Regions from separate parts of the Homo sapiens genome. Here region 2 is linked to region 1. A link is an interaction called in ENCODE POLR2A ChIA-PET data of the cell type or tissue named here. Cell type or tissue: PC-3. All regions are shown on one strand.

Region 1 (2,500 bases):
TTATCATGACTTAAAAATATGGGCTTTTGGTCAATAAAAAGTCAAGCTCATGAGAACAGGTTGAAGGAAGATTTTATAACCTAAGCAAGTAGCTCTTACAAGCAACGACTCAATAAATGTTTGTTTTCTTTCTCCATTGCTGATCAGTTTCCATTCTCTAACTTGTCTCCACCCTTTCAGTTTGATACATGGATTGGTTTCCTTCTAGGCTCCATGGCCCAGTGCTTGGGAATTCCCTATCTATCTACCAAGGGGCATGAGAAAACCCCATTATCAACCTTCGCATGTTATTGCAGCCGATGAGTGAACAGTACCCGGCTATCCCATGTTATTAGACACAGCAGTTTTACCTAATCACAGAGTAGCTGGACATTCCAATCATTCCTTAGTTAAGTACAAATTTCCTTTGAGGAAAACCTGATTCAGGGGCACAAGCTGTGGGAGCTTGTATATTCCACAAATGAGCACAACAAGATTTTCCCTTTAGCATGATTTCCAGAACTCTGCCTGTATTAGTTCGCTTTAACACTGCTAATAAAGAGATATCCGAGACTGGGCAATTTACAAAAGAAAGCGGTTTAATGAATTTACAGTTCCACATGGCTGGGGAAGCCTCACAATTATGGCAGAAGGCAAGGAGCAGCAAGTCACATCTTACGTGGATGGTGGTAGGCAAAGAGAGCGAGAGCTTGTGCAGGGGAACTCCTTTTTATAAAACCATCAGATCTCGTGAGACTTACTCACTATCATGAGAACAGCACGGGAAAGACTTGCCCCCATGATTCCATTACTTCCCACCGGGTCCCTCCCACAACACGTGAAAATTAAAGATGGCATTTGGGTGGGGACACAGCTAAACCATGTCACTGCCACTCCCCCAACAAAAGGCAGAGTCTAGGTCTCTTCCCCTTGAAGCTGGGTGGGCTTTTGTAACTGTTTCAAAAGGAGATAGAGTATGACAAAAATGATGCTATGTGATTTCCAAAGCTAAGTAAAAAAGAGGGGAGACAGCTTCTGCCTGGCTTCCTCCCTGTGGACGCTCTCCATGAGAACCCAGACAGTATGCCTCAAGGAGGCCCAGGCTATGTGGGGAAGAACCTGAGCCCCTTCCAGCTAGCAACTGGCACCAACTACGTGCCCTGAGAGTGAGCTGTCTGTCTTGCATGTGGATCATCCTGCCCTCCACTGGGCTGTCCCTCCTGATACTGTGTGGAGCAGAAATGAGTTTTCCCTGATGAGCCCTGTCCAAATTGCAGATTTGAGAGCAAAAATAAATGACTGTTATTGTTTAAATCATTTTTTTTGTGGTTTGTTATGCAATTGATATTAATCCTCACCAGTGTATGAGGTCGTGCTGCCGTCATGCCCACTTTATAGAGAGGAAACAAAAGCATCCAACAGGTGAATAACTTGCCAAAGTCACCCCAGTGATAAATGCTATAGGCAGATTCTAGAGCTGCCCCCACAGTGCAGCTTTTCACAGAGGGTAGAGCACTAGTGTATCAGTTATGACTCACAGTATGGTGGTAAATAGGGTGAGCTCTGGAGACAAACCACTGGAATTTGAGCATATAAATAGTGCAGAGCACTGCTCTTAGATCTTGAGGGAATCAGTGTGGAACAAAACAAACAGAACTCCCTGTCCACATGGAGCTTCCTTTCCAGTGTTTTCGGGATAATAGTAAAGAGTCCTTAGCATATGCTATGGTTTGAATATTTGTCCTTTCCAAAACTCATGTTGAAATATAGTTGGCATTGTAACAATACTAAGAGGTAGGACCTTTAAGAGATGATCAGGCCATGAGGGCTTTACCCTCATAGATGGAATTAATGCCATTATAAAGGGCGAGTTTGGCCCCCGCTTGCTCCCTCCTTGCCCTTCCACCTTCCGTTATGTGATGATATGGTGAGAAGGGCCTTGCAAAATGTTGGTGCCCTGATCCTGGACTTCCAAGTCTCCAGAGCTGTGAGAAGTAAATCTCTGTTCTTTAAAAATTATCAAGTCCCATGTATTCAGTTATAGCAGCACAAAACGGACTAAGACAGCATATAAGGAATTTAGCACAGCGCCTGGCTCATAAATGAGACATGAATATTGGTTGTTGGTATAATTATTGAACATTAAGAGAGTATGGTTATTATTTGTGACCCTCATGTTATGAACAGTGCCGCTTGTCCATTTTAGCAGCCAAATAGCTTGGATGGGTAACAACATTTGATTTGTGTGAGCAGAATGTGAATTGGAAACTGACTGAGATCATTCTAGCAAGTCATATAGTACCTGGTATTTAATATTCAAATGTTATATTATGGCCTCTAGGACTTTGTGGACCTATAAAAAGGGGATTATAAAAATAATTTTATAGATATTGAAAAAGAAAGTTCAATAGAAAAATAAAGTAAAATATGGACTATCTGTTGTGTAATGGTGGGCAGGGACTGTGTTGATGATTGCAGTCAACCGATAGCTGTCAGCTTCTTGGTCTGTCAAATCTTTTCC
Region 2 (2,500 bases), 560 kb before region 1:
AAGCAAGGTTGCTTTTTGGCTAAGGGCAATTTCTAGAGAGTGCCTCAGCTAAGGCCAGCACTCCCACAGCTAAGGAAATGAATGACTTATAACTGAAGGGATTCTGGGCAGCACATCATAGCATTCACTCTTAAGTGGATGGTCACTAGACAATATTGCCTGTGGTAGAAAATGACCCCTAATTAGTAAACTCCATCAGGATTAGTAGTAATCAGAACATGGTATACCATAGCTTTGATCTTCCCTAAGAGTAGTGACTCTTAGAATTGAGCATGTCTCTTATGGGATGGAATCCTGAAAGCCATACCTATGGAGTTATTGCAAAGATATTGGCTTCTGTGGGGTATAAGATTTTTAAGCCAGGATAACTCCTGCATCTGCTCAAGGTGAGCCTGATTCCCTCACTCCTAAGTTAACACGCCATATTCCAAAGATAGTAAATCCTCGGAGGTTCTGGGGGTTGCCACAAGGACTGCTGCAAGGCTCCCACTAAAAAGTAGTGTCTGGTGCTGCCCTGCTAGCAAGGTTGATTCCTTTTCTATATCTTTTTTAGTCAATGGATATCAAGTGTGGTCCAGAATAGTCTCATGAGTTTGATGGTTTAGTTGAGCCTATAAAAGACCCCCTTGTGGATATTGTAGACATTTTTCAGTTGGGTCTCACTTTTTAGAATATTTGGTTTAAAAGTCTAAAGCTAAAATCTGTAATTTCAGCTTGACCTTAGTCAAGCTGAAGACATTTAAGTACTTGAAGCCCATGGAAACATGAAGTTTCTCTTTCCTACTGCTGACAGGCCATTAACAGATATTATCTCCATCGACTGTGGAGGAAAAGACTAAGCTGTAATACTATTCTCTGTAAGCAGTAGAAACAACTGTTGGTTCTTAGCTCCCTTTAGTCATGGATGGGCCTGGCCGGCACTTTCCCTCAAATCCTGTGACTCACAAAATTTTGCTCATTTTTCTTTTATGATGATTCATTCTATCCCTTTCTTTCCATTCACTCTGCTACCACCCTGAGGAGTATTATGGTCTTTATCATCTCACATATGTGGATTACTGAACTACTCCTTGCTTTTAGGCTTTGTGTAATCTGGGCTGCATTGCCTGTCTCATCCCAGACTGAGTTGCATGACTGAGTTTTGTCTAGGGCTTTCAGACTATTAATGTGTAATCCAGATTTGCCTGGAGCATAAGATCCCTGGAAATAGATAGTGAGAGGGAAAGCTAGAAAGATAGTTTTAGAGAAGATGTTGGCTAAAGAGTTCCAGTTACTTTGTAGGCAAAATCATTTCAGTAAATGACTTTTTTTTTTTTTTTTTAGCAGCGGAGTGGCTTGATCAGAGCAAGGCTTCAAAAAGATTGATCTGGCAACAGAGTAAAGGGAAAGACTAGAACAAGGTTCCCCAAACCCCGGGTCACAGATGGGTACCAGTCCATGGCCTGTTAGGAACTGGGCTGAACAGGAGGTGAGCAGCAGGCAAGCAAGCCAAAGCTTCATCTGTATTTACAGCTGCTCCCCATTGCTCGCATTACCACCTGAGCTCCACCTCCTATCAGATCAGCTGCAGTATTAGATTCTTATAAAAGCATGAACCCTATTGTGAACTGCGCATGTGAGGGATCTAGGTTGTGCGCTCCTTATGAGAATCTAATGCCTGACGATCTGTCACTGTCTCTCATCACCCCCAGAGAGGACCACCTAGTTGCAGGAAAACAAGCTCAGAGCTCCCACTGATTCTAAATTATGGTTAGTTGTATAATTATGTCATTATATATTACAATAGAAATAAAGTGCACAATAAACGTAATGCACCTGAATCATCCCAAAATCATCCTCTCCACTCTGTCTGTGGAAAACTGTCTTCCACAAAACTGGTCCCTGATGTCAAAAAGGTTGGGGACTGCTGGACTAGAAAAATTGAGACTAAAGTCTGTTGTAAGAAAACCTAAACAGTGGTGGGACTGGAAAGAATGAGACAAATAGGATCCCAACAGTATACAGGAAGAATTAGTGACTGAGAAGACAGCAGGGAGAACCTCACTGAGGTCAGATAGTATGGATTTATAATGGCCCGTCAACCTTGGTTTCAGGACAGTCCAACAGGATCAGAGGAGGTAATACTCCTCACACACTACTGCTTCTGAAGTCTTTATGTGTTAATACCTCTAACTTATTAAAGGCCAGGATCATGGCATACTTATCATTCTTCCATCTACACTTCCAGCGCAGAGCTTAATGGGGACAGAGTTATCTAATTGTGTGTGGATATATATATATATATATATATATATATATATATATATATACACACACACACATATATATACATATAAATATATATACACACATATATGTAATCCTGTCCATATATGGAGTATTTAGGACCATCTCAGGTATTTAAGATGGTTAGTTATGCCAACCATCAATAGGTGGAAACTCTGGTAACTTTCCTATTTTGTTTTCATATTTCTTGCATTGTGAGCTATAACTAGGGTGA

Evidence for each region. ChIA-PET counts read pairs that join two places held together with the same protein. Peaks named below come from ENCODE experiments on the same cell type or tissue, not always from the same donor. Only the 100,000 strongest peaks of a DNase experiment are listed, where the experiment ranks them.
Region 2: POLR2A ChIA-PET joins it to region 1 with 10 read pairs; 1 of 35 experiments calls an interaction of 5 or more read pairs at or near these places.

What each region holds. Positions count from the first base shown.
Region 1 is chr5:93,272,344-93,274,843 of GRCh38, reverse strand. No RefSeq gene overlaps it. Among named protein-coding and RNA genes, the nearest start is that of NR2F1-AS1, 310 kb to the left of the region's middle. In PC-3, no CTCF peak of the experiment used is centred here; a DNase peak (open chromatin) is centred at 1,443; H3K27ac peaks cover 1,521 bases.
Region 2 is chr5:93,830,121-93,832,620 of GRCh38, reverse strand. The region is part of intron 7 of ARB2A (ARB2 cotranscriptional regulator A); the gene reads left to right. Among named protein-coding and RNA genes, the nearest start is that of POU5F2, 90 kb to the right of the region's middle. In PC-3, a CTCF peak has its summit at 1,008; a DNase peak (open chromatin) is centred at 960; H3K27ac peaks cover 871 bases.